Linked DNA regions of Homo sapiens: all the other regions are linked to region 1. Evidence: chromatin loops called from intact Hi-C (ENCODE). Cell type or tissue: MCF 10A. All regions are shown on one strand.

The links. A loop is a pair of places that touch in the nucleus more often than their neighbours do. Peaks named below come from ENCODE experiments on the same cell type or tissue, not always from the same donor. Only the 100,000 strongest peaks of a DNase experiment are listed, where the experiment ranks them.
Region 2: a loop joins it to region 1, with 11 times the contacts of the local background. A loop is called at or near these places in 2 of 110 quality-filtered maps.
Region 3: it touches region 1 in a loop (22-fold over the local background); 2 of 110 quality-filtered maps call a loop at or near these places.
Region 4: a loop joins it to region 1, with 6 times the contacts of the local background. A loop is called at or near these places in 11 of 110 quality-filtered maps.
Region 5: a loop joins it to region 1, with 9 times the contacts of the local background. A loop is called at or near these places in 6 of 110 quality-filtered maps.
Region 6: a loop joins it to region 1, with 10 times the contacts of the local background. A loop is called at or near these places in 3 of 110 quality-filtered maps.
Region 7: it touches region 1 in a loop (17-fold over the local background); 3 of 110 quality-filtered maps call a loop at or near these places.

What each region holds. Positions count from the first base shown.
Region 1 is chr5:1,882,380-1,886,379 of GRCh38, forward strand. IRX4 (iroquois homeobox 4) reads right to left here and starts at 546. Exons shown (of 5, transcript NM_016358.3): 1 at 224-546. The coding sequence starts at 268. IRX4-AS1 (IRX4 antisense RNA 1) reads left to right here and starts at 954. Exons shown (of 2, transcript NR_183257.1): 1 at 954-1,167; 2 at 2,101-2,270. RefSeq lists enhancers at 1,410-2,262, 2,812-3,345. In MCF 10A, no CTCF peak of the experiment used is centred here; DNase peaks (open chromatin) are centred at 632, 1,482 and 1,972.
Region 2 is chr5:1,971,859-1,975,858 of GRCh38, forward strand. All of the region lies in intron 2 of LOC105374618 (a long non-coding RNA gene), which reads left to right. Among named protein-coding and RNA genes, the nearest start is that of CTD-2194D22.4, 87 kb to the left of the region's middle. RefSeq lists an enhancer at 1,821-2,320. In MCF 10A, no CTCF peak of the experiment used is centred here; DNase peaks (open chromatin) are centred at 2,023, 2,843 and 3,633.
Region 3 is chr5:1,960,524-1,964,523 of GRCh38, forward strand. All of the region lies in intron 2 of LOC105374618 (a long non-coding RNA gene), which reads left to right. Among named protein-coding and RNA genes, the nearest start is that of CTD-2194D22.4, 75 kb to the left of the region's middle. RefSeq lists enhancers at 1,191-1,929, 3,582-4,000. In MCF 10A, no CTCF peak of the experiment used is centred here; a DNase peak (open chromatin) is centred at 2,308.
Region 4 is chr5:1,948,824-1,952,823 of GRCh38, forward strand. All of the region lies in intron 3 of LOC124901165 (keratin-associated protein 5-5-like), which reads left to right. All of the region lies in intron 2 of LOC105374618 (a long non-coding RNA gene), which reads left to right. Among named protein-coding and RNA genes, the nearest start is that of CTD-2194D22.4, 63 kb to the left of the region's middle. RefSeq lists enhancers at 1-411, 1,395-2,594 and a silencer at 3,792-4,000. In MCF 10A, no CTCF peak of the experiment used is centred here; a DNase peak (open chromatin) is centred at 2,088.
Region 5 is chr5:2,015,730-2,019,729 of GRCh38, forward strand. All of the region lies in intron 2 of LOC105374618 (a long non-coding RNA gene), which reads left to right. Among named protein-coding and RNA genes, the nearest start is that of CTD-2194D22.4, 130 kb to the left of the region's middle. In MCF 10A, CTCF peaks have their summits at 2,046 (motif pointing left) and 2,249; a DNase peak (open chromatin) is centred at 2,062.
Region 6 is chr5:2,037,245-2,041,244 of GRCh38, forward strand. All of the region lies in intron 2 of LOC105374618 (a long non-coding RNA gene), which reads left to right. Among named protein-coding and RNA genes, the nearest start is that of CTD-2194D22.4, 150 kb to the left of the region's middle. RefSeq lists a silencer at 1,221-1,690. In MCF 10A, a CTCF peak has its summit at 1,521 (motif pointing left); a DNase peak (open chromatin) is centred at 1,557.
Region 7 is chr5:2,744,629-2,748,628 of GRCh38, forward strand. It overlaps IRX2 (iroquois homeobox 2), which reads right to left. Exons shown (of 4, transcript NM_033267.5): 3 at 3,717-4,000; 4 at 1,537-2,988. The coding sequence ends at 2,936. Among named protein-coding and RNA genes, the nearest start is that of IRX2, 5.0 kb to the right of the region's middle. RefSeq lists an enhancer at 3,188-4,000. In MCF 10A, a CTCF peak has its summit at 2,187; a DNase peak (open chromatin) is centred at 2,223.

The DNA.
Region 1 (4,000 bases):
AAACATCAGGGAACCCGGGCCCGGCCCGTCGGATTTTCTTAGCGCCTCGGCCTTTCCCCGGGGGTTTGGGGAGCAGGGGTTGGGCGTGAGGGGCGCGCGACCCAGGCCTTGCTAGCTCGGAAGCCGCAGGCAGTCGTAGGTCGGACACTCCCCACCCCCCGTCCCCGCCCCATCCGCCCTACCGGCACCTGCGGTGGCCTGGGCGGGGCGGGGCTCCGCTTACCTGGGGAGCCGAGGAGTAGGGGTATCCAAACTGCGGGTAGGACATGGCGGGCGCGGCCCGGGGCGGACGGGCGGGGCCTGCAGGGTTCTGCGCGCTGGGGCCGGCGTGGCGCGGCCACTGCTCCGGAGCTGCAGGCTTCTAGGCGCTGGGAGGGCGAAGCAGGAGAGCCGGTTAGTCCATCCCCGCGCTCCGCAAACTTTTCTAACCGGGTAACAAAGTGAGCAGCGGTGGCCGCCGCGATTCCTTTAACTTCGCATTCCGGAGGCTCGAGGGGGCTCTGGGACCGAGCGGCCTCGCAGCGGCGACAGAAATACATATTTTACGAAAAAGAAAAAAAAAAAAACGAGTCGCGCGAACCCGTCAAGTCAGATGTGCGCGGCTTGAAGCGGAGGAGGCTCTGACGTCAGCCCCACCTCGCGCAGCCCGGCCTGGCCGCAGACTCGCCGGTCACTCGCCGGCGGCTCAGGCCGGGAGGGGCCAGGACAGTCCCGGCCGCGCGGTGGACGGAGGGGCCATTCCTCCGGGCGTTAGCAAATAAATTCCATCCGAGTCAATATCGCCCAGCGAACGGTGTTTCTCTTTAGTCACCCGAGAACGAGAGGCACTTTTAATTAGAAATTAATTAATGAGCAGCTGCTCCTTCCCGCCCCACTGTAATCATTCGTCTCAATTACAAATGAGACCTATGAAAGGACACGCTGAAGATGTAATCAACAGTTAAAATTAGCCCGGCGCTGCGCAGGCGGCCGGCCCGGCCTCGCGCTGGCGCGCTCTGCTCCGAGTGGCAGGAAGGGGCTCGCAGGCGCCCCGCACGCGTCTCGTCACTATTGTTTAATCGAGAATCAGCAACGCCTCCCGCCGGTTTCCACCCTACGCCGGAATGGACTTTCAGAACCCACTGCGGCCGCAAGACAGCCCGCAAGAGCTGGTCAAAATGCCCTCAGGTGCGTGGGGGCTTCGGGGCCTTAGTTGGAGCCCGACACCCTGAGACTGGCGGCCCGAGGGCTGTAGGGCCGCCCCGGGCGTGCGCCCACCGGCTTTGCACCTCTGGGCAGCCGAGTGTCGCGGAGAACGCCCCATCTTCTCCACCGCGGTCTTTTAAGTTCCCGCTCAGCCCACCGCCCCCACCTCGCCTCCCCGACTTTCCTCCCCGATCCCCTTTCCGCCGGCCGTGCTCCGCCGGCTTCCCCCTGCCCCTCGCGGCTAAGCCGGGGACTGCCGGGCGGCCCTGCGCGCTCGGAAGAGCAGGTTCCTCAACCCAGGCCCCGGCCCCTCCCGCTAAGCTCGTCCCTCCCGGCGCCCCGCAGGGCTGGCTGCGAGGGAGGGGGCGTTGGGTGCCTGGCGGAGGCGCCCTCCCCTGTCCATTTTGCCCAGCTTTCTGTCTGGGGCGCACGGAGCAATCGGAAGAGGGGACCGAGCGCCCACCCCAGGACTCCCTCGGCCAGTACCCTCCCTGGGACCTTGCCCAAGTTCAAAGCGGAGGCCAGTGAGCAGGCGGCAAGGGGGCGGCAAGGGGGCGCCCGGGCCATCCCGAACCCGTTCCCCGCCTTCTGCGCCATCGCCCTCCGGGACCGGGACTCGCCCCGGTTGCCCTCGCCCCCTGGGCCGGCCTCCCGTGGTAAGTTGGGAAGGAAGCCGTGCAAGGCAGCGTTGTGCAGACTTGCTCAGAAAGATTCCTGGGTTCAGACCTGTGAATCGCCCCAGGGTCACCCTCTAATTAATGATGACGTCCTCGCCCTCTCCCCAGCTGCAAGCCTGCCTCCCAGAAACGAAATCTGCCTGCTCTTTTGACAGCTCGGTTGAAGGTGATTGATGACTATCTGGAGACCACAGTACACATCATATAATATCTGCTGCGTAATTGCTTTAATTTACAGATGAAAATACGAGTTCTCCGATCGCGTTGGACCGGAGCGGGCCACGTCCGAGCTGCTTGCAGAGGGAAACCATCGGAAATAATGAATAGCCGCTCCATGCAAATTATTCAGACAGTTTAGCGTCGGTAGCCGCGAGAAATATATAAAGAACACGAGTCAAATGACATTAATAATTGTTTCTGAATTCTGTATTGATTTCGCGGCAGGCCGCGTTTCTTTCTTTCTCACCTGAATCGCTAATATCACCTTCCTGTAAATAATAAGAAACTAGCCACCGGGGTTTCTCGCTAGAAATGAATCTCTCAACCCCTTTCCCTCTCCTCCTGCTCCTCCCCTCCCCCACCCTCCTTCCTCCCCTCTCCCACCCTCCCTCCTCCCCACTCCTTGCAGTTTTCTGGTTTTTCCCGAGCATCCTTCTACTTCCCATTATTTATTGTTTACAAACTACTCGCTCTCTCCAGGTAATGAGGCCCGGCTGAAGGAGGGGTGTGAGCCCAGCCGGGCCAAGGGCTGGGATGGGGAGTAGAGACCCCCAGAGGGGAGGCATTCAGCTGTGGCTTGTCCTTTCCTCACCTATACTCGGGGACCTGGCCTCGGCGACTGTGAGCACTCCGCCGGCTGAGGGGGAGAGCCAGGGCCCAGGGGCCCAGCCACCTATGCCCTGCACCTCTGGGCTCTAGTGCAACAGCTCAGCCCACCCAGACCTGAGGCTGGTGCATTTCCTTCCTTCCAGACCCGGCGGGGCTTAACTGGAGCCGAAGCCCCAGAACAGGCGGCCATTCATCTTCTGAGCAGAGTCTGGGAGAAGCAGCCTCCACTTCCCAGGGCAGCCAGTACGTGGGGGCCCTTTCGGGGGCTTCCTTTGACCACCACCGCCACCTTCTCCTGTTCTCTTTTGCCTTTCCAGCCTGTGTGCATAAATCGACGCTCCAGTCCCCACCAGCGGGCGACCCTTTCTCCGTGACCCAGAAACCTGGCCTCTGAATCGGCTTTCCCAGGCCGCCGCACACACACGCTCCACTTCCTGCCCGCCAGCAGGCCCCAGCGCCTGGGGTCCGGGCCCAGTCACAGTCACCCTGCCTCGGGAAGCTCGCAACTGCCCAGGAGGCCTCCTGACCCGCCCGGCCTCACCCAGGCCCCACTACTCATTCCAGGACACAGGGTCAATCCAGCCTGTGGATTGGCGACCACCGGGACATCTCACTGAAACCCTGTAGCCTGGCCTAGGCCCGCCTGCCCAAACCGGGGATTCTCACTGGGCCACCCTTCTCCCATAGATAATACTGGAATATTTTCCAAGTGCCTTCACCAAAAGGCCAAGCCTGGAGCGGAGGCACCCAGTGTCCCTTTCACCAACGATAGGACGCTCAGCATCTCAGGTATCAGCTGAACGCGTCTGCATAGACTCGGAGTGCTGAGCCTTCCTCCCTCTAGGGACCCCCGGTACTAAATACACCCGTGAGCAGGTGGGCCAGAAGTCAGCCGGCTCCCGGAGTACACAGCACCGGCTCAGCTTCGGGGAGATGAGGTGCTCCCGCTGGCCTGGAGCGCTCCGAAGAGCGGAGGACCAGGGCCGGAGCAGGCCGCAGGGGAGGCAGGGGATGGTCAGCCCCTAACGCGAAGCGCAGGCGGGTCGCCTATTTTGACGGGGTTACCGTTGGCCGTCGGAACCATGGAAGGCCTCCGGGGAGACAGGCCGGGCCCTGACCCTTCTTCGGCCAGCCTAGCCCTGGTGCTTCAGGAGTTACCCTGGGGGCCACCAGTTCCCCGCACCAAGAGCTCGTCCGGAGGGAGCTCCTTCCAGCCCAGAGAAGTTAACTCCAGCCAAAGGCGAAGCCGGGAGCCCGGGGCACCAGGCAAGGGCCTTTCTTTCTGAGACCTGGGGCCAGAGACCTTGGGG
Region 2 (4,000 bases), 89 kb after region 1:
TCTCAAAAAATAAAACAAAACACAAAGGGAATCTGAAACCCCAATCTAATAAGGTTACATTATCTATAAGCTGAAACACTCAATGGAACAACATTTTGGAAGAGTTTTCTATTTTCGTGGTTCATGAAATCATTGTATCTACCATGAAATATTATACATCACAATATGACTAAAACTGAAGGGGGTTCAGATGACCACGAGGCAACTCAGGACCCTCTAGACAGCAATGGCATGGTGGGGGGACTTGCCAGGCTTCTCTGCCAGCCTTGCTGTCTGGGTCTACCTGCTCGGGGGCTCCGGGGGCCATGCTGACCACAGGGCGGCCTGGAAGCGGTGCTGATGCTAGCGGAGGAAGAAGAGGGTGTGCGATGGAGCTGGAGCTTGCGGGGAGCTGGAGCTTGCGGGGAGCTGGAGCTTGCGGGGAGCTGGAGCTTGTGGAGAGCTGGAGCTTGCGGGGAGCTGGAGCTTGCGGGGAGCTGGAGCTTGCGGGGAGCTGGAGCTTGCGGGGAGCTGGAGCTTGTGGAGAACTGGAGCTTGCGGGGAGCTGGAGCTTGTGGGGAGCTGGAGCTTGGGGGAGCTGGAACTTGCAGGGAGCTGGAGCTTGTGGAGAATGGGAGCTTGCGGGGAGCTGGAGCTTGAGGAGAACTGGAGCTTGCGGGGAGCTGGAGCTTGTGGGGAACTGGAGCTTGCGGGGAGCTGGAGCTTGCGGGGAGCTGGAGCTTGCAGGGAGCTGGAGCTTGCGGGGAACTGGAGCTTGTGGGGAGCTGGAGCTTGTGGTGCCGACCCAGGACCAGTTATGGACTGGGGGAACCCAGAGGACAAAAGAAGGACTCCTCATTCAAAAGTCGTTAAGAGTTTGAAGACGGCAATGACAGAGTATTAAACTAGGTGGGAGCCCCTTCTGTGCCTGGGGCCTCGTGTGACTGCAAAGCCCACGGGTCCTTGAAGGCAACCCTGGTCTTATGGCACAGACTGTGGGGACAGCTCCTAGGTTCTCCCCTTGGCCAAGCATGACATTGCCTTCAAGGGGCCAGGGAGAAGGGCAGTGATGATTGTTGACAGCTCAGGAAGGAGGGGCAGTGGCTAAACTATGTGGATCATATGTGCCCACCAAGGGGTCAGCCTTGAAAATTCTCTCTAGGCTTTATGACCATTGAGGGAGGAAATTGTTCTTGTTGTCAGAGAGGGTAAAATATATCCTGGGGGACAAAGATTTTTGTGTTTTTACTTTTTGTTCTCTGCTTCATTCCTTCCTTCTCCCTTCCTTCTTCTCTTCTTCCTTTCTCTTGCCCTCCCTCCCTCCTTCCTCCTTCCTTCCTGTCCTTCCTTTTCTGTCTTTCCTTCCATCCTCGTGCCTTTATTTTATTATTATTATTATTTTTAGCACAGTTAGCCAGCTGTGTGTAGGGGCATTAAAGGTCAGCCCCGTTAGTCCCATTGAAAGAACAAAATACCAAGGATACATTTATACCCTCTATCTGTTGCTGGACAGCTGATTGAATATTTTTCCCCCTCAAAACCATATTTCTTCAGGTGTGTTGATGGTTCTGTTTTTGTATTAAATAGAGCCAACCTCTTCCTACTTCTGTGTTCTTGCTCTAAGCTGGCTAGGGACGAGGTTACCAGCGACCCAATTCAATCAGCAGCTGCTGGCTTTAAGCGGGTCCAGGAGTTCACTGTGTGAATGCAGCCATTAGCTGGCTTTAGACTTGGAGAGATAATCGATATTTTTCTGGGCCGTCTTGGTCTCGCCTCTTTGGCGGAAGAAAGCAGCACCCACACAGTGTGTAACATCTGATCCCGGTCCAGCTCCCGCGGGCTGGGCTCTGCCCGTTGTGAGTGGCCGACAGCTCCGCCAGCGCCTGTTTCCATCTGCCGAGCCATCCTTTCTTCTGAATGTGAACTGTTTTCTTGGTTTCTTTCTGGCATCAGAAAGCAACAATGAGTGATTATCTGATGCAGCATCCCTGGGGCCCCAGGTGCTGGTGACTCATTCAAGTCTCCCTGCAAACCAATTCATTAAACCTGCTTCATCTGGGACGTGCTGAGAGTGGAGGTATATTTCAAAAGCGGTTTGGCAGCAACGCTGCAATTAAACAAGGAGGGAAGGAGAGCAGAGGCGGAGGAGGAAGGCGCGATTTAGTTGTGACTTGAACACCGTCTACACCAGCCAAAGAAGGCTGGTCCACACTGGCTTTCAGCTGAGGGGAGGGGCAGTGCCCAGATCATGTAATTTTTGAAATTATGTTTGTAATTAACTTCACGATATCTCCAGGGAATTCTGGAAAGACAGCAAGAAAAAACACTGCAGTATCTGTCCTATCAGATACTACAAAGCACCTAATGAGGTATCCTTAGGACATTAGAAAAAACACTCACTCAAAAAAGGTAGAATTCTTCCTTTGTATTCTTGGGGTGTTGGTTAGGGTGGCCGGGTTCTTCGTTAAGTTCATCGTTAAGCAAGCAGGGTCTTGCTGCCTGTGAGATGATTCACGGAGTTTTAGTTTTTACTCTTCAGGCACGGTCTGGCTTTCCTCCTAATAGTCTTTTACCAAGCAACCTCTTCAGGAACTTTTAAGTTCATGCAGATTTTTAGGAAAGTTAAATCTAAAATATTTTGTGATAACAATTTGAAGGTCAGAAAACATGGCTATCTCCCTACTTATCAGTTGTTTTAGTGAGCCTTGCCCCTTTGAATTATGTTCTAATATTTTAATACAATCTCCATAAAAACAATAAATTTACAAGAGAAGCAGAGTCCCAAGTCAAGCGCCCTCGACCACATTCAGAACTTTCCTGTCTCAGAGCTTGGCTATTTGCATCGCTGGATATAATCACGGGGCAAATTGTGCAAGAATGAGCAATGGAAGACGTCTGGCGATTGAGCGATTTCTCAGCCCCTGGATGTAGTGAGCAGAGTTGGAATAGATGGATGAGACCTGACATATCCAAGTAAAAGCAGCCAATGAAGCAGCTTAATGGGCTCCCCGGGGCGTCCTGGGAGTACACGCCACCTTCACCCATTAACGATTAGCTCCGCTCCAGACGTCTCAGCTGCCATGCAGCCCCACGCAAAGAAGCTCAGGAGACCAGCACCTGCCTTCTGACAGCTTACAGTCCAGTGGGCTTCAGTGAAAGGGGTGGGATCCAATCATCCCCATGAACTTGGGACCTGAAACTTCTTTGCTGGAAGCTTCTTTCTCAAAGAGCGCCAGGAAACCACGGTTTCAGGTACACACAGTCAGCATGCGCTGTAGCAATGTGCTTTGCAGCTGGAACTCCTATCAAGCATCCTAGGCAAGGCATGCACCCCAGCGCCAGAGAGAATCAGGAAGGGGAAGGTGCCCTGAACCTCAGACAAGAACCCCTTCCAGAAACCACCACCAAAGCCATCACTGTGTTTCCACCCTCAGACCTGTGTCTCTTTAGCTTCTTGGTAGAGGAAGAAGAGGAGCTGGGTGGGCAGGGCTCAGCAGCTTCTAAGTTTTTGCCATGTTTATGGACAAGTGGGCCAGTTCAGATTTGGATTAGATCACCTAAGAGAAGGCGTGGAAATTTGAAAGAGTTTTACAACAGGAAACTGGCAGAGAATGTCGTTGCTCTCTAATGCCGTGTTTCTCCTTTTCCTGGGCACACAGCCAAATTACAGCCCAAGGTCTCCTTGCACCTGTGAGTTCTGCCCAAGCCTGTGTTGGTGGGCGAGATGGAAGCTACCTCCAGCTTAAATAATCTGTTCTTTTTACTGTTCTAGTCCATGGTAGATTTGGATGCCATGCGTTAAAGATGGCAGTGCCACAGACCCAGGGGCCCCAAATGACTGCGTGGAGCCGAGACCCTCACCTCTTCCAACACAATGCTCTGGGAATGGGGAGAGAAGTAAAGTTTTGCATGTTAAATCATGAACGTTTTGTGTCTGTTTGTTCTAGCAGTTCACCTACTCTCACCAGTACAAAGGATATGCAAGCATGGGGAAAAGTTGTCTTATTTAAAGTGCACTTAA
Region 3 (4,000 bases), 78 kb after region 1:
ACACATACCTGAATATGCACATGCACGCACACATGCTCCACTCACGTGCACAAGCACACACAGCCACACCGGAACACACATGCCACACTCACAAGCACACACTGGAACACACATATGCACACACTCATGCCACACACAGATAAGCATACACACATCAGAACACACACACCACACCTACACACAAGCACACACACCCCAAAACACACATGCACACACACATGCTACACACACACAAGCACACACACACACAGGCACACATGCCACATAAACACATACTGGAACACATACATGTACACACACCACAGAAGCACACACACTGAAACACACACATGCACACACATGCACACACACACACACCAGAACACAGACATGCATACGCATGCCACACACACACACACCTGAACACACATGCCACACTCACACGTACACAAGTGCACACACACCAGAACACACACACCACACTCACACACAAGTGCACACACACACACCGGAACACACATATGGATACACACATGCCACGCACACCAGAACACAGGCACATGCTCCATGCTCACACACACATATACTGGAACACACACATGCACACACCACACACACAGGCACACTGAAACACACGCACACACACCAGAACACATGCACACACATGCCACACACACAAGCACACACAACGCACCTGATCACACACATGCACACACATGCTACACTCTCACACATGCAAACACATACACTTACCTGAACACACACATGCGCACACACACACCACACTCGCACACACCCTCCGGCATGTCCAGAGTATTTCTCTTCCCTGGTGGGAGAAGCTCTTGGTGCTTGGAGACTCCACTGAGAAGTGCTCACTGGAAGCAGAAGCAGCTGTGGGAGGCAGAGAAGGCGATGCGGGGGCTGGTGGGGCTGAGCTGCCCACTCTGGGCTGGCGTGGACGGTTCCAGAGTCACCAAAAGTGACACCTGGCCTCGAGGGGCCCTGGCAGATGACAGGAACCAAAAGCACCAATGTGGGTGATTCTTCAGGGGAGGAAGCTGAGAGCCTCCTTCAGGCCACAGCCCAGAGCCTCTGGGGACCTCCAGGTGGAGCCACGTCCTGGTCACTCGGATTCGGGACCTGGTCAGCAGCCTGCACCTCTTCAGCACCCTTGGGGCAGTGACGCCTCCTCTTGGCATGTGAGAGAGGCCAGTGTCCTGTCGTCCCTGTTGGTTAAACTTGTGGCTTCATCTTCCTTAGACAGACGCCAGCTCCATCCCCAAGGGTGAGCTTTTAAGGCTCATGGTAAGGCCCTGCCTTCCCTGTCCTCCCCACGACACCCCCTGGACCCGTGCCCATCCCTAGACCCATGACCCTCAGTAGGCAGCATTTTCAAGGCTGTCTCTTGGCCCTGGACGGCTGTCTGGTCCACCTTCATGCCCCATCACATCACTGAGGCTCAAATGCCCCCTCCTCACCAGGCCTCCACTGACGCCCTCTCCACAGAGCACCCCCTGCTGCACCTCTGCGTCCTGACCCAGGGCCGTTTCCCCCCATATTTGTCTCCATCCAAGGCAGCACCGTCTGTTTCCATGTTTGTTCTCTTCCTGTCTGTGTCCCCTACCAAGCACGAGCGGCATTAGGGCAGGGGCTGGTTTCTGGGGACTCGTGTCATGGTGGTCGCCACAGTGTTACGGTAGATGCTAGCGGAGGAAAGGGACGTTGAAGACTTCCCTTTGATTTGTTTCATGAAAAGTTTGTTTCCTAGAAGGCGCCCACCTGGCAGAGAGACACATCTGCTGTCGGCAGCGTTTTAGGGACTGAAATCTGTCATCCTGCCAGGCCACTAAAGGGTAACACAGGAAAACCAACGTGACGTTGTGGCGATTTGCTCAAACATGCAGCAGAATTGAGGTCATTTCTCTGCTCACTGCTAACGACTTCCCATCCCCTACAATTGATGCAGGCCCAGAGTGTGCGCCCAGCCGGCCACAGGTGCAACGGCGGCCCCCACACGGCGGTGTGCTCCTCCCCTCCCCTTTCCTCCTTCCCTCGCCTTTTCCTTTCCAGTGAAACATATTCCATCTTTCCTTAAAATAAAACATTTAATATTTTAGGACTATTACCTGGTAAATGGGGAATATCTTGGTTCTTGACAGGTGGATTTGTGTTAACAGGGGTGCAGGCTTACAGACAGAGGTAGTTTTTTCTAGTCTTTTCTGAGTGATGTGTTTTACACCTTTGTTTCGCAAGCCACTTTCTATGGGTGTACATTCTGTCCTAGAGGAGTGTAGGGCCTCCGGGCCAGTATGAAGGCGTGGCAGTCAGCCCTGTCTCATAGAAATACCATGGGAGCCACACGGATAAGTGGACGTGTTAGAACAGTCAAACCAAAAAAGTAAAACAAACAGGGAAATGGGTTATATGGAATTATATGAAACACTATGATTCATTTAACCCAGTGTATCTAAAATACAATCATTTCAAAATGTTGCTACGATCAACATGTAGTGAGATAGTTCACAGTCCTTTCTGTACTAATTCTTGGAGATCCGGAGTGTATTTCACACTTACTGCACATCTAAATTTGAACCGGCCACATTTTGGGTGCCCTATGGCCACACAAAGCCAGTGCTCACCACACCGGATGGCACAGCCCGAGGGCAGGGGTTGGTGAGCCGTGGCCCACAGCCTGCTCATGTCCGGTCCACAAGCTGAGAATGATGGTTAGAGTGACAAATGGTAGACAAAAGAAACAGGAGCATATGTGATAGAAGCCATAGGTTAGGACGTTCAGATTTATCACAGTGGTTTTCAGGTGAGTCAATCAATAAAGACATAAGTTTTTTTCTCAGTTTTAATAGCAGAAAACGCAGATAGAAGAACCCCTATAAACAGAAGCTGTATGGGGGCTTGAGAACCGTGAGTCTGGTCTGAGCCCAAGCAAGGCAGCCACCTGGTGAGGGAGGCACCCAGCAGCTGAGAGGCAGGTGGCCTCAGCCCACGTCACCTCATCCCATGTCACCCGGCCCCACGTCACCCAAAGCCCCTGCGTTCCCTGTCATGCGGCACTGCCTTCTCATCCACAGTGTGTCTCGTTGGCGAGGTTCAGGTGAGAGGTGTGCTTCACAGTTACTTGAAGTCAGGGTGATAAAGAGTACCTTCAGCTTGGTCCTGTCTGACTGTTATCCTCCGCCGCTGTAACAGGCTTTGGTTATGATCTTGGAAGAGTTGCGAGGTAAGGCTCATGGACACTGATCTTAAAGGGATTCCCATGGCGGGTGTGAACAGAGCCATTGTCTCACCTTTTATTTTATAGGATTGCCGGTTGTTACCACTTATGTCTTGGGTGACCTAATTTGCAAACATAGTATTAATTTCCTCTTAAAATCTTGCAGGCAGAATATAAAAATGTGTGCTCAGCCTGTGGCAGGAAGGCAGACCGGGCAGCCACGCCGTGCCCTGCCTCCTGCTGCCCTTGGCAGACCCGGCAGATTTCAGTCTGAAGGGCTTTCCCATGACAGGCCACAGGGAGCTACCCCAAGAACCGCAGACCTAGGGGGCCTCCTGACTCTGGTGTCCTGGGAGGCTGCTTCTGGCTCCTACTATCACTTCCAAATCCCACTGACTGACCCTGAAGGACCTGCAGATGCCCAGGAGCTCGGGGCACAGGCTGTTGCATCCCCTCTGTCAGCCACACGTGGATCCCCAGGAGGTCCTTGGCTTCTCCTGACCCTATTGGGGCATCAGAGCCCTGCGCATTCTGGTTCAGAACCCGAATGCCCGGAGGGCTTCCCTGCTGAGGCCGCAGCTGGACCTCACGGAGCTGGGGAAGACCTTGTTTGTGGGATGCATCTTCATGGTGCAGCCACAGGACCAGAATGCGTTCTGAGAAATGTGACTTTGTCATCGTGTGAACATTGCAGAGTGTTCCCTTACACAGACTGAGGTGGCACAGCCTTCTCCACACCTGGGCTGTACGGTGCCACCATCGCTCCCGGGGCACAGGTCTGTGCAGGAG
Region 4 (4,000 bases), 66 kb after region 1:
TCTGAGGCACCGTGCACTGCAAAGCTGGGGATTCACAGGCAAGTTTAGGTGAATCCTCGGAACACGTGACTGATGAATTCCGGGCCCGTGTCGGGCTCTCAGCCAGCGCCTGCTCCGTGCGCCAGGGACGGAGTGCTGCCTTCTCGGGAGTCACACGGGACTGGCTTAGCCCTGGCGAGTGTTTCGCATCAGGTGACAAGTTGTGCCGAGTGTCTGCCACCCTGCATGCCCACACTGAATCCGTGCAGGGCCCTCCCGGCCGCCTGCTCAGCTGTGGACACGGAGCTCCGGCACAGCCAAGTCCTGAATGACATGCAGCCAATTCTCTTGGGCCCTTTCCGGGTTTGTCTGTGGTCCTTCCTTCTGTGTTTCCAGGCTGAGTCCTAAGGCCCTGGTCCTGTGCCCAGTGTGGTGCCTTGGAAGTTCTGAAAGTCACAGGTGAGCTGGGTGCTCCTGGGTGTCCCACCCCGGCTAGGGCTGTCAGCATCATGAGTTCTGAAGAACTGCCCTGAGGGCTGCAGCATCCCTGCGGGGGCTCAGACCGGCTGGACCGTAGCGTAGTTTCTGGCCCCGGCTAGCTGGCGACCGTGGGCCTCAGTACCCTGTCTGCGGGGTGGGGCGATGCGAACCTACACCCTGGGATGGGGGTGCCCGCCCAGGGCAGTGCTGTCTGTGATCTTGCCATGCCCAGGGCACCCACTCCATGACGCTGGCTGTCGGTGCTTTCCAGGGGCACAGTGGAGTGTGTGAGGAAAGACCCCTGCAGACGGCCTCCGGCGGGCTTCGGGCAGCTCTCCCTGGTTGGGGTCCCAGGGTCTTCAGGGAAGCCCCAAGTCCTGGTCCTGTTCATCTTTGTGTCTCTAGTGGACAACATGTAAGAAATGCTACTTAAGCTGACCTGTTAGCATATGTAACATAATGCCGGGAAAAGAGCTGTGGCTGAATTGAATGATTTCTTAAATTGATTTTATATTGTGTGCCCTTTGAAAAATGTTTGGGGAGAATTGGAGTTAAAGTTTTCAACACAGTGTGGTCCTTGCAGACTTCCTGTGGGAGGGAATGACTTTCTGTTCCTCTGCGTTAGCATCCAAGTACACTCTTATGGCCTTTTCGATCCAATAATCACAATCTGGTCTTTGTCAGCTTTTTTTCAGGCAGTGACTTGGGTTTGTTCACACACTAGAAACTTAACTCACAAATCTTTAGGGTGCTAGGGGTTATGAGCGGGTTGGGAAGTGTCCCCACGTGGTTCACACCTGCCCTCTCCATGCTCACGGAACCACACGCTCGCTCCATCGTTTGTTGGGGGTTCCGTCAAGTGCCAGGTCCTCAGCGGGGCTCCAGGGGTGCAGAAAACGTGCAGGACAGCTCCAAGTTCACAGAGTCCCGGGGAGCTGATCGGCCACCAGGGCCTCTCGGTGTGGAGGGAAGAGGGACCGGCCAGCCCAGCTGGTCCTGAGAGTGCAGCTAGCAGCTGCTGACCAGCCCCCAGGGGGCTCCCGGGACACTCCCATGAGCGTGAGGATGATGAAGCTTCTCCCTCACCACATCCCAAGTCTCCAGGACACCAAGGGAGATGAGGGCATTTTAGGTTCTGCTCCCAGCCCATGCCACGACTTCTGGGCCCGAGGGCATCCTGTGCTGTTTTGTGTGAAGCGGCACAAAACATCCCACAACCACTGGGAGACGCCTCTGTCCTGGAACCGCTGCGGCCGCTCTCCCCACCCCTGCCAGGCGGCTCGCAAAGGGCAGCTCCTTCTTCCCGTCTGGGTCCGCACCACGCACCCGCCCTGGCCTCCTGCCCGGGGACATGCAGAGTCACCATGCGCTCTGAAACAGCCCCTCGGCAGCTTCACGACCTCACCAAGTGCCCGCCGCTCTCACGAGAGAGGTGGTTATGGTTGCGCATTGAATATGCTTGGGAGAGGCAAAGATGGATGGCGTAGTCTCTACCCTCACACCCAGTGCTGAGCGCGAGTCGTCCGCTGTGTGTGCATCATCTGCTGTGCGTGTGTCATCTGCTGTGCATGCCTGCGTCATCTGCTGTGTATGTGTCATCTGTTGTGCATGCGTGTGTCGTCTGCTGTGGGCGCGTGAGTCATCTGCTCTGTGTGCTTGTGCCGTCTGCTGTGCCTGCGTCATCGTCTGCTGTGCGTGTGTCATCTGTGCGTGTGTCATCTGCTGTGCGTGAGTCATCTGCTGTGCGTGTGTCATCTGTGCGTGTGTCATCTGCTGTGCGTGCGTGTGCCCTCTACTGTGGGTGTGTTCATCATCTGCTGTGCGTGCGTTGTCTGCTGTGCGTGCGCCGTCTGCTGTGCGTGCGCCGTCTGCTGTGCGTGCGTCGCCTGCTGTGCGAGTCGTCTGCTGTGCGTGCGTCGTCTGCTGTGCGTGAGTCGTCTGCTGTGCGTGCGCCGTCTGCTGTGCGTGCGCCGTCTGCTGTGCGTGCGCCGTCTGCTGTGCGTGCGCCGTCTGCTGTGCGTGAGTCGTCTGCTGTGCGTGTGCCGTCTGCTGTGCGTGAGTCGTCTGCTGTGCGTGTGTCGTTTGCTGTGCGTGTGCCGTCTGCTGTGCGTGTGTCATCTTCTGTGTGTGCGTGCCGTCTGCTGTGCATGTGTGCATTGTCCATTGTCTGCTGTGCATGCATCGTCTGCTCTGCGTGCGTGCGTCATCTGCTGTGCGTGTGTCATCTGCTGTGCGTGTGCCATCTGCTGCGGGTGCATCATCTGCTGTGCGTGCGTGTGCCATCTGTGCCTGTGTGCATCGTCTGCTGTGTGTGTGTTGTCTGCTGTGCATGCATGCGCCGTCTGCTGTGCGTGCATGTGTTGTCTGTTGTGCATGTGTCATCTGCTGTGCATGCATGCATTGTCTTCTATGGGCACAGGCGTCATCTGCTATGGGTGTGTGCGTCGTCTGCTGTGGGCCGTGCGTCGTCTGCTGTGCATGCTTGTGCTGTCTGCTGTGTGTGTGTGTGCATTGTCTGCTTACGTGCATCGTCTGCTATGCATTTGAGCACCCTTCCCTCCAAGGACTCCAGAACGTTCCACCTCCACCCATTCCTCATCTCCTGTGTGGCCTGTGAGACCAGGCGTGGCAGTCCCTGCTCCCAGCCCAGCACCCTTTGTCCCCTAGGGAGGCGTCCTCCATGGTCACCGTCTGTGTACCCATTGTGCGGGTTGTGCTGTCAGCACCTGTGCGGCGGGGGTGGGTGGCGTGGAAGTCCAAACCCACTGGGGGCTGTGCCATCCCTGTTTGATGTCAGCATGTGCTCCCTGTGTTCTATTAACCATGTAGCATTTTTTCTTTCTTTAAGCTGAAGAGGATGGAAATTAATTTTGCTTTCATAATTTCCTGACATGCTAGGAGGTGATTGGGGCCCTGGGGCATGTGGCTGGCGGGGGGTGCCTTGGTCCTGAGCAGGATGGAGGGTCCCTGGCTGAGGGGCGGGGCTGGAGGGGCCACCGTGCACCCCGGGTCTCGATGGTGTCCTGCAGAATGGGCTCTTCCTAGAAACTTCAAAAACAGTTAAGGAAACAGCCTAATCTTTCTGTTCCTCTTCTCATGGCCTTGGCGGTTACTGTTACACGAGCTCTGTGCTTGTCCTCCCCGTGTGGACTAAGGTCCTTAGAAATGTCAGGAATTGCAAATGAGTCCCAGCGAGCTTCCTCCTCTGCCCAACGCTGCCTCTCCTGATGGGGCCTGGCAGGCCGGGGTCCGCGGAGTGAGGAGTTTATCAGGATGACATAAAGAGGTGCAGTGGATGACCGCTGTATGAGGTTAAGCACAGGCAGGCGGTGCAGATCCCAGGAGTTTGTTTAGGAGAAGCGGAGCCTTGCCTCTGGTGCTTCCTGTGAACTACAATCTGAATGACAATCCGGCAGCCCAGAGCCTCCCCTGGATTCCAGGGAAGCCGGGAAAAGCTGCTTCCTGCGGGACTCATCTCAGGGTTCCCTGGAAGGAGACAAAGAGCAGACCTGAAATTTAGTCAGCCGCTTAAAACACTTGT
Region 5 (4,000 bases), 130 kb after region 1:
GCCGCCGACTGAAGAGGGCTCTGGCTAGTTACCCACCTGCCAAATGCCTCAGTTTCTCTTTCTGTAAAGTAGACATGATATTCTTTGATTGTTATGAAAAACTGATATGTAGAGAAGAGTTAACAACAACAACAAAACCCAGGTGGAAACATATACAAGTTGTCAGTACTTATATCTGGCTAAGATTGCAGGATTATTTTTTATTCTCGGTTTTCCAAAATGTTAATGACTTGACAATATTCGTTTTTTATGAAAATAAAAATATCTCAGCTTCTAAATATATGCCCTTCCCACATAATGAGGTCTACCAAGGCTTTTCTGGGTGTGTGGCCACCTGAGAGTCTGGGGAATAAGCTCTGAGTGTGGCATGCGGGAGCCACCCGCTCACTGCTCACCACACCTCGGAGAGTCACCTGTCCTCATGCTTCTGTGAAGCCAGCATCCGTCTGGCCCCAGCCTTGCTGTGGGTCCCAGGGCATCAGGGAGCCGCTGACAGCGCCCAGGAGAAAGGTACTAGCAGAAGCGTCTGATGGCAGCATAACCAAATATTCAGAATTTCACATGTGGGAGATTTCTTTTCTGAGAACCTCAAAGTTCATACAAAATTAATTAAAGCAGGGTCTGTGGAAATAGCAATTATGTCTGTAGTATGTTTGCTTTGATGTTACATAGGTTAAATGGTATTAAAAACAGCAAAATATATGGCATGAAAATAGATAGCAAACTCTGAGCTCCTGCAAACACAACCAGAGCCTGTATTAACAGTGAAAGAGCCCAATACAATTGCAGAACATGACCATGAAATAATACTGGACAACAAACAGTATTAGGAGAAGTATATTATAGCCAGAAGTGTAGAGGTAAGTGAAGGTCAGAGACAAGAAGTATGTAAAGAAATAATTTTAGGTTATGTAGAAAATGATCTTAAGTGACAATCTTTTTCTTCCCAGATGTCCTTAAAGACATCCATCTTTGAAGCAGCAACTAGAGTCCAGCTGGGCAGTCCTCAGGACTGGTTAATTTGTGTACATGACGGACGGCTTCTTGTGCAGCCCATACTTTGAGTTGTCCAACGTTGCTGCTGCTTCTCCTTGCTGATGTCACCTGCTCAAATCTGTGAAGATGGTGAGGGCCCTGCAAGAGGAGGTTCAGGAGGTCACAGTTCAGAGGGGACACAGGCTCCAATACCAAACCCAGGTTAGGGATCTTGAAAAGATGATTGCAATTATATGGTGATATGGTTAGGCTTTGTGTCCCCACCCAAATCTCACCTTGAATTATAATCTCCATAATCCCCACAGGTCAAGGGAGAGACGGGGTGGGGGTGATTGGATCATGGTGGGGGCTTCCCCCATGCTGTTCTCGTGATAGTGAGGGAGTTCTCATGAGATCTGAGGGTTTTTGTTTTTTCGTTTTGTTTTGTTTTTGAGATGGAGTCTCACTCTGTCACCCAGGCTGGAGTACAGTGGCACAATCTTGGCTCACTGCAACCTCCGCCCCCTGGGTTCAAGCAATTCTCTGCCTCAGCCTCCCAAGTAGCTGGGATTACAGGCACCTGCCACCATGCCCAGCTAATTTTTGTATTTTTAGTAGAGACGTGGTTTCATCATCTTGGCCAGGCTGGTCTTGAACTCGTGACCTCGTGATCCACCCACCTCGCCTCCCAAAGTGCTGGGATTACAGGCGTGAGCCACCGTGCCTGGCCGATCTGATGGTTTTATAAGGGGCTCTTCCCCCTTCGTTCGACACTCTCCTTCCTGCTGCCTTGTGAAGAAGGTGCCTTGCTTCCCCTTCACCTTCTGCCATGATTGTAAGTTTCCTGAGGCCTCCCCAGCCATGCAGAACGGTGAGGCAATTAAACCTATTTCCTTTATAAATTATCCAAGTTTCTGAATTGGACCCATTCATTTAAACTTTTTTGTGCCTCTGGTATGTACATATGTACATATGTATTCATTTATTTATTTACAACCTGTGTAATGGGCACATTGAAGACCTTTGTCCCAACCTCATCGTGGAGACCTGAAATGCAAAGATGGCATCTCCACTGCCCCCTCCTGTACAGAACACAAACTGCAGGTTTTTGTACCTTATCACTGGCTTCGTCACAAGGAGCCAACTTCTCCAAATCTCCTGAGTGATGCTTAAGAGATGTGACATGCTTATGAGGTTTTCATGACACCAAAGAAAACCTCTCCTGGTGAATTTGGAGGCATATTGTCCCAAATCCGCAGAACCGCAGGCAGTCCAGAGGGACCCTTGGGTAACAGTGCTTGGACAAGGTGACTTCAATCCCCGTAGAAATGATTATGAAACATCAAAATATAATTCTTCTTGAGTAGGTTTTGCTTTCTGAATATTGCCTCAACGTCACTTTGAAATCAAAGGCTTCTATCTGACACCCGTCAATCATCTGACACACTTGCGGCTTGTCTGCCAGGGCCTCAGTCCTCTCACCTCCGTTGCTGTTTGTGTCTGGATGCGGAGCGTCTTCCTCAGTCCTCTCACCTCCGTTGCTGTTTGTGTCTGGATGCAGAGCGTCTTTCTCCAACAAAGAATGGAGTTGCTTTCAGAGCAGACTCCGAGGCTCGGGTCCAGCACTGCGTGCTGTCTCGCACCTTTCCTTAAATGCCGCTCTGGACGGGTGGCAGAGATTCACCTCCTCTGATGCAAACCAAACTCTGAATTTGTTTAGAGACACAATCAATTCTGTGCTTTCTGTGGTGGCAGGTGCTATGGAAATCAGGCCTAGAAATGTTTTTTGGGGTGAAGGAGTACCACAAAAATTTATAACCAAATTTGGAACGAAGCCAAGAAGAGATCAGCGAGTGCACGGAGACAGTTGGTGCGGTTGGCCTGATGATTCATGACTGGATTCACTGGGTGGGAGAATTCCACAGCTGCGTTACAGGATGCTGGATTCACTGGGTGGGAGAATTTCACAGCTGCGTTACAGGATGCTGGATTCACTGGATGGGAGAATTTCACAGCTGCATTACAGGATGCTGGATTCACTGGGTGGGAGAATTTCACAGCTGCGTTACAGGACGCTGGATTCACTGGGTGGGAGAATTCCACAGCTGTGTTACAGGACGCTGGATTCACTGGGTGGGAGAGTTTCACAGCTGCGTTACAGGAGGCTGGATTCACTGGATGGGAGAATTTCACAGCTGCATTACAGGACGCTGGATTCACTGGGTGGGAGAATTCCACAGCTGCATTACAGGATGCTGGATTCACTGGATGGGAGAATTCCACAGCTGCGTTACAGGATGCTGGATTCACTGGATGGGAGAATTCCACAGCTGCGTTACAGGATGCTGGATTCACTGGATGGGAGAATTTCACAGCTGCATTACAGGATGCTGGATTCACTGGGTGGGAGAATTTCACAGCTGCGTTACAGGATGCTGGATTCACTGGGTGGGAGAATTTCACAGCTGCGTTACAGGATGCTGGATTCACTGGGTGGGAGAATTTCACAGCTGCGTTACAGGATGCTGACCACTCTGTCTGCCCATCTCTGGCTCCAAACTGCATCTGGAGGTCAGCAGAAAAGAGGAGAGAGGCCTATGGTTGTGTTGACCTATCTGGGGCTTTGGACTTCAGGGACTGAGCAGGGCTGGAATTAGAACCAAAGTCTGGGCTCTGCCCTGTGCCCTGTGCTTGGCTTAGGTGGGGACAGAGTCAGCTGATTTCACATTGATTTCAGGGCCACGCTCCTTGAGCATTGTCTCTGGGGTGGGGTTAGATGCACACGCAGACAATCTCCCCTACCTGTCTCTCTCAAAGCACTCCCACCCAAGCCTCCTGCCACAGCGCAGCTCTGCCTGCCCCACACAGGCTCCACCCCTCCCTCGAGGCTCTGCATGGGTTAGGATCACAGCCCTCCTGGACACACCGTAGTGCCCGGCATGACACATGCGTCTCCAGTCTGCATGCCCAACTTCATCAGTAACTGTTTGGAAGATGCAGGCAGAGACCTGGAGACTTAGGGAGA
Region 6 (4,000 bases), 150 kb after region 1:
GCCTCCTTTTTTTGTATTTACACATTTAAAAGCATATGCCTTTCATTTCTATTATTAGGGTGTCAACAGCTATACGTAGAGCCTTTTTCATGTTTTTTTTTTTTTGTGGTGCTTACAATTCATGGTAAAGTATTTGTTTCCTGAAGAAATGAATGCCAAAACCCCCGAGTTACACAGATCACATATGACATAGCTGTGATATGGGAACAGTTAATACCCAGCTTATTTCAGTACATTCTCTCAAGAGCCCGGCTTTCTGTTTTGATTGGAATGCATGCACTAACGTGTGAACACAGCCTCATCTTTCCCAGTCACCTTTCCAGGTATTCACGAGGCCCAGATGAGACCAAATTCTGTGTGCCCACAAACATGTACCAAACAAGCCAAAATATCTGTGGAAAATATGACATCTGGTCAAATTGGTTATAAAAATATTGTTTGTAAATCTTCCTCCTCTCCCCTCCTCTCTCCCCTCTCCCATCTCTCGTCTCTTTTTGAGATGGAGTCTTGCTCTGTCTCTCAGGCTTGAGTGTAATGGTGCAATCTCTGCTCACTGCAACCTCCCCCTCCCGGGTTCAAGCGATTCTCCTGCCTCAGCCTCCAGAGTAGCTGTGATTACCGGTGCTCACCACGACGCCTGGCTAATTTTTGTATTTTAGTAGAGATGGGGTTTCACCGTGTTGGCCAGGCCGGTCTCGAACTCCTGACCTCAAGTGATCCGCCCGCCGCGGCCGCGGCCTCCCAAAGTGCTGGGATTACAGGCGTGAGCCACCGCGCCCGGTCAAAGATACTGTTTGTAAATCTAAACCCCATGTATTTCTTTATGTTTATTTCCAACTCATGTGGCTTACACATATGTCTGGTAGTGTACATGTAGTTTAAAAGAAGCACTCACTAAAAAGAAAGTAAAAATATGTGTAGAAAAATGAGACACGTTTATAACAGTAACTTTTTTCCTAGTGAAAATAATGCGCATTAGTCAAATTTTGAATTTGGAAAAAAATCCCAAAAACGAATCAATTTATTAGATTTTTCACAATATTAGATTAAAAATAAGTTAAAACACTGCACTGTTGAAAAGCGGCATTTGCCCAGGCGTTTCCTCTTTACAGACGAGTCAGTGTCTTTGCCGTTTGGAACCTTGTCTTCACTATGGGATGGCACTTGATCGAGGCGGCCCCGCAGCCTGTTCCGCGGTGCTGGCGTCTCCCTCTCCCTGGCGAGGCTGCCCCGAACCCCTCTGCACCCTCCCTCCAGGTACCGCCCCTGGGAGGTCCGGTGGGGACCACGGCCCGCGACGGCCGCCGCACAGCCACCTCCCGGCGCGTGCAGTGCGGGCCCGGAGCCAACAGGTGGCACAAACGCATTTGACTTGGGCATCGATCGCCGCGCCCGCCCGGGGCCGCACCTCCGCCGCCAGCGTCCCTCCAGCCCGGCCCCGATGCCGCGCAGGCGCAGTGCTCTTCTCTCCGCGGGCCGGGCCGGGTCAGGGTCAGGATCTGACCCGAGTCTGGGTCAAGCCATGGCGGGCGGCAGGCAGCGGACGGCGGCGCCCAGGCAGTGCGCCCTCTGCTGGCCACTCGTGTACACGCTGGCTCCAGCCAGTGCTGCACTCCTGGCAGACAGGGGCCGGGCAGGGGCCGGGCAGGGCTGGGCTGGGCTGGGCTGGGCTGGGCTGGGCTGGGCAGGGCAGGGCTGGGCTGGGCTGGGCAGGGGCTTGAGCAGGGTTGGGCAGGGGCTGGACAGGGGTTTGGGCTGGGCAGGGCAGGGCTGGGCAGGGGCTTGGCAAGGCTAGGCTGAGCTGGACAGGGGTTTGGCAGGGGTTGGGCAGGGCGGGGCCTGGGCAGAGCTGAGCAGGGCTGGGCAGGAGCCAAAGAGGGGCTGGACAGAGGTTTGGGCTGGGGGGATGGAGGGGGGCTGGTCCCCTGCTGGTCCCCAGGATGAATGAGAATCCAGAGTAGAAAGGCTGCATTATTATTACCATTATTATTTGAGGAGTATCAAGTGCTTCATTTAAACACCTTCCCCAGTCCCTTCCCACAGTGCAGGGAGCTTAGGAACACGCAGCTCGGGAGCTGGCACCTGCCTCCCCACCCCCTTCCTTCTGGAAGGCTCCTGTCTGAGCCAGCGCCAGCAGGAGGGGCCCGAGCTGGGAAGGGAGGCCTGTCACTCGGAGGTTCCAACTCACTGGAGAGGAGCCTCGCCTCAACTTGTTTTTAATGTGTCAAATCGCAAAGTCACTTCCCAGCAATAAGGTGTGAAGGGGTTACAGCCTCCCGAGGGCCCTCCAGGAGGCTGTGGCACAGGCCTTTGTTTTCTGCCTGGCAGAGTGATGGGCCTGCTTCCACCCGGCATGCCTCAGCCCACAATTTGTCACTTAGGAAGCCTCTCTTGTGAAGTTTACACCTGCCTTGATCGCTGTTAGTGGTGCCCTGCCTTAGGGGGCACCTTATAGCTTCCGAGGTCCCTCCCTGGCCCATCCCCACAAGCCTGGGTTTGTGAGACGGGCTTTCCCTGCAGCCCTTTCCAAAGCCCCGTATGTCTTGTACCCATTTCCCCAAGCCCACACCCAGAAAGGGGATATTGGGGGGCCCCACGGTGTTCTGACAAAACAGGACCTCAATTCGGACCTGGTTAACTTTCTGGCTGTTATAGTCAGAACAGATTTGTCTCTAGGAGAACTCGGCACCCTCCATTCTGCTCGTAGGCAGCAAGCCTTGCCGTAGCCCCATGGAGAGGCGCCGAGTAGAGCAGATGGCCTTTACCGGGGCCTGTTCTGTACTGCGTGCTAAGCTACACACAGTCCTTCGTACATCACAATATGGCTCTATTGTTGTTTACATTTTACAGATCAGGGAATTGAGGCTTAAGGTGACTAGCTTTCCTGTAGCTGAGCGAAGCCATCAGGCTAGGTATGCTTACCCTAGAGCCTCGGCGTGTGGGCAGATTCTACTTGCCCCTTGGAGAAGGGGGGCTCGATGGGCTCTGCCGTAACAGAGGGGAGGGGTCAGCCCTTGTGGCCTCAAGTTAGGATACATGGGGCTCAGGTCTCTTCAATCCTGTTCTTTTGCCAGAAATGAACCCCCATTATCTCCAATGGACTCCCAGAGCTGCTCCTGTTTTATCTCCGACACCCATCTCCTTCTTGCCCAAGTCTGAAGGAGGCTCAGCATCTGGGAAGGCACTCAGGACGGGGCAGGGGTCTCAAGGCAGGGGACGCAGACATAGTCATTTTAGTGTGAAAGAGCTATTCTGAGCATCGATTAAATAAACCACCAGAAACTAAAACAGGATTCTAGATCTCATCTGCACTAACATTGTAAGTGCTTTATATGTTTTCACCCAAAATGACTGAATTTGGAAAGAATGGATTAAATGGGATTGAAAGAGGGCAAAAGATAAAGGATTTCAAATTTCATCTTTGCATCTAAATTTCAGGCTATTTAAGGACAAGGTCCAAACCGTCATAGTAGCTAAGGGAATATCTGTTGAACAATGAATGCGCCTGATTTTGTCTGGCAGAGTGAATTTATGAGGTTGACATTTTAAGAAGTCAAAATTTTAGCTCATTTCAAACAGTGGAGCATAGCTAAAGCCTTGTTCCTTCTGGTAGCAGTCCCTCCAGATTGAAGTCTGACTTTGAGGTAGTATTGACCTTTTATAAGTCCCTGTGAAATGCAAGGTCTGATGCTTTGGGAAAGCACACAGTCAAATATTTTTTTCTCTTTAATTGATACCACTTAAAAATTCATGCAAGGGCTGGAACATTAATTGCCAATTATTTTCATAGAAATTTTTAAGAAAAACGTGAAAACCAAATAGAAGGGATATAAACAGTCAAAGCAAGAAAGGAAATTTGGAACACCCGGTACGGTTTAGGAACGTGTGGAGCCTCAGGGTGAGTCAAGATGCACAAATTAATAAAATAAAAAAATGAAAACACCAGTTTTCACGCACCAAATCGGCACGTCCACTTTTGTGGTGGCGCTTAGTGTTGGTG
Region 7 (4,000 bases), 860 kb after region 1:
GCCAGAGTGGCAAAGCTTACCATGTGAAAAATCTTTCCTCCTGCCAATAGATAGCTCAGCTCCACACACGCTCATATCTATTACTAGGAGAGGCAGAGAAGACAGAAAAACAGTTCTCCACCACAGAGATTTACTTTATGTCTGACCTCCAAATGCTTCAATATTTAAAACTAACAAAATACATAAGAAATAACAGAAAACAGAAACCTGGTTCTGCCCCCCTTCTCCACAGTCAAACCACAATCACTTCTCCCCATCGGTATGGCTCTGTGTCCAGTTAACAGTCCCCTGGCTTGGCCTCAAGTATCTAAGATTACTTTCAAATACCCTTTCTAACAAGACCCCAGCAAGAGGCCACTAATTTCTATGGCAAAAAAAGCCACTAGAGAGAGATCCGTTTGTCAATATCAACTGGTCCAGCAATTTCCCATCCTCAGACACATTGGCCTATCGGAGCTGGCAGATGTTTAGACAAGATTTTATAAATTGTTCAATATCAGCCCATAATGAACCCCAACTGACCATTCCAAAGCAGCTAAAAGCATCCCAGACCTCCCCCGCTGGGATCCAATAATGCTCTCATGCTGCAACATTATTAATCATGGAATAAAATAGATGAACCTCTTGAAAAATAAGTGTATGATTGATTAAAGGGCAATCTAAGAAGCTATTATTCTTGTTTTATAACCGTAAGTTATATTCACTCAATTTATCTTTCGAGAGGAAATAAATGATTGTTCATTTCTTCTCTGAAATTATATTATATGGATATCCATATAATTTTGCTGAAAATTAAAGTGACAGGCTTGCTACTTTTATGATACTAATCAAAGGGGATATGTTACTTGACTACAAATTTTAGACTTGTCCTATAATTAGAAAGTGAGTAACACAATAAAGAGGCAGTAGTCTAAGGTTGTTTAAAGGTTTCTTTTCCCCCAGGGTAAGAGTAAGAGCCACTGAAAGGAAAGTAAGTCCCTCCCCCAGATCCTCACCCGAGGTTTAATGTGCATTATAGGAAAAGGACAGTTAAGAAATCCTTCCATAAATTTGAATAATTAGGCCAATTTGGATAATTCAGCCTTTAAAAAAAACAATTATTTCCATCAGTAATTTATTGGTGGGGGGGTGTGGCTCTCCATTATCAATATTATTCTCCAGTTTGGTTTACTGAGGAGGTTCAAGAAGCCAGCATCAGAAATAAATATAAAATGCATAGGGTGTCAGATCATTTTATTTTGCCAAGTTTTAAAAATTTACACTAACAAGTAATTAGCACACTCAGGGCACAAAAATCTTATGTTTTTTGGTTTTTTTGCAATACCTGTATAGAAATCATCTACAGCACATGTTTCTCCCGATTATATACTTCTCTTCCATCTGCCTTTTTTTTTTTTTTTCAATGCTCAGGAGAGAAAGGAGAGTTTATTTCACACAGGTTTTCATTAAAAAGGTGAGGTCAGATCACCTGGAGGTTATTCACTAGCGCTCTACCCCAAATCATTCTTCTAGGAAAAATAAGCCCCAAACATCATATTATTGTAGACTAGTCTGTTTTTATTTACAATTTAAGATATAAATTAGTAAAGAATTCGTGTTAAACAACCAACAAAGATTGTATAACCAGCAATGTTCAAATAAAAACCAGGCAGAATTTATTTACAAAAAGTTTAGATTCCATTGCAATACAACTTGCATAAATTACTAGAAGCTTTATATCATTATAAAAATAAATATCAAATTTGTTTCCACTTCTGAAGTACTCAAGTTCTTCCATCACGTTTTATTTCTACTGTGTACATCTTTTACAAATAAACTTTACAGTAAATCCTATCACACCTATAGAATATATACCGTGGCAATGAAGTGATCAATTCAAGATATCCTGAGAAAAACAGATTGTTTTCAAAAGTCACACATACATCGGGGAAACTATACTATGCCAACAAATTCACATATGTCCAACAATAGTCTGTTCCAATTGTTAGAGTCTGTGGGCTGACAGTGCTGTGTGGATCCTTCTCTTTTACAGTGGCACAAGATGTGGTCTGGATTTAGACATCTGTTTGTTGTATCTGTAAATTTATGAGCTTGGGAAGAGAGAATGGCCTGCTGACTTTTTTTTTTTTTTTTTTTTCAAAGCAATTGTGACACCTACCTGTGGACCAAGGAAAAAACCAAATCATCCCCAATCTTTCAGTTCCACAACAACACCATTATAAAAACGAGTTGATCTGAAGTGGTTCCAAATCTTTCTTATCTTCAAGATCTATGATTAGTAATTCTGACTCGTTGCAAAGCAACATATTTTTTGAGATACTGTTGTGAGCCCCGGGAGAATGTCAGAGTCCTGTCCACTTGGACATGGGTGGAGGGGAGGTTGGACAGGGCTGATAAAAGACTAGTACGCCTCGTGTCTCTTCAGTCTTATTTTGCAAACATCATCTATAAAGGTTTTTGCTACTCCAAGTTTTGGTAGCCCAAGCTCATCAAAGCATGTGTCTATTATGTGTCTAGCATAGTAAAAATGGCTCTAAATTGCATATAAATGCCCAGATTTTAATAATCTATTGTTTCAAAAGAAAACAACAGTAGTGTGTAATATATATATACACATGTACTATATATATACATGTACTATATATATACATATATATATTACACACACACACACACACATATATATATATATTTTTTTTTTCCTTCCCTAGGTAAAGGAGTGATAGAACTTGTGCCAAAAAGAGGGAATCTATAAAACAGAAAATATAGTTTCCCCCTTAAGGAAAGAAAAGCTGGACAAGATTGAAATGCTCTGTCTTCTAACCCCATGACCAGAAGCAAGAAAAACACATTAAGCAAGTTGGTGCTGGGAGGCTCCACAGGGTCTGGGAAGCACCAGGGTGCCCACTTACTTGCATTGCTGTGCTCGGCCCTTCTATAGGTAGGGCTGGACGCCCCCGCCAACCACGGTGCAGCCCTCGCTGGCATCTGTCAGGGGAGTGGGCAGTTAGTCAGAACCGACCCCACAGCCTGCTGGCTGCGCAGACCACCGTGCACCCACCATCCTCCACTCCCAGGCAAACAGCAGTTTGGGAAACCGACTGTCTCCAGGGCCGCTATCTGAGACGACTTTTGGTGATGGTCCCTAGTTCTTAACTTCCCCCCTTGAACTCCTCTTTCGGGTAGCCTGACTTAGGAGCAACACAGGCAACATAGCACAGGGGAAAAAACGGTTTTCTTTCCGAACAACGACAACAACAAAAAGCGGAAAAAACATTTGATTTTATCTTTTGAAGACAAAACGCCTCTGAGAGTAACTGGAACGTTCTGTTTGCCTCTAGCCAACGGCAGAAAAGCGGATTCAACTCTGACTCCTTAACAAGACACCGAAACACACCCAGGCTCATTAGGGCGACACGCTGTAATTTGAATTTCGTGGCAATCTGGGTTTGCCGAAACTAAGACAGCCACGATAGTAATAGTCAAAATAACAGTAAATTAAGTAAAAATAAATAATAACAGGGCAAGTCTAAAAAGAGGGCCACACCTTCTTTGGCTTCCATCTCGCCCTCCGCCCTCACTCTGCTAATTCTGGGTCCCAGGAGTGGCCCCCTGGATCTTCTTCCCGGACCCTCCCTCGGGTCTCCCGGGCGCTCCGCCTCCCCGGGGCTGGCTCTCCCTCCCCTCCCGGGCGCCGCCGGCCGCGGGCCGCCTACCTTTCTTGGGCTCGTAGCCGCCGCCCGGGGACCGGTAGTGGGACTCGAGCGGGTGCGCGCCCGCCTTGCCCGCGTCGCTGGCCGCCTTTGGCGCGGTGTGCAGGGCCTCGCCGGGGGCCGCGGCCGCAGAGTTGTACCGCAGGAGACCCTGGCCCTGCAGCGCCGCGTTCAAGTTCCCGTAGTTTGTGTAGTTGCCGTAGAAGGGCGACGTGTAGTAGAGGGGGCGGCCCAGCAGCGGCGAGGCAGGGTAGGGCGAGCCTCCTGGCGGTGCCCCGGTTGAGGCC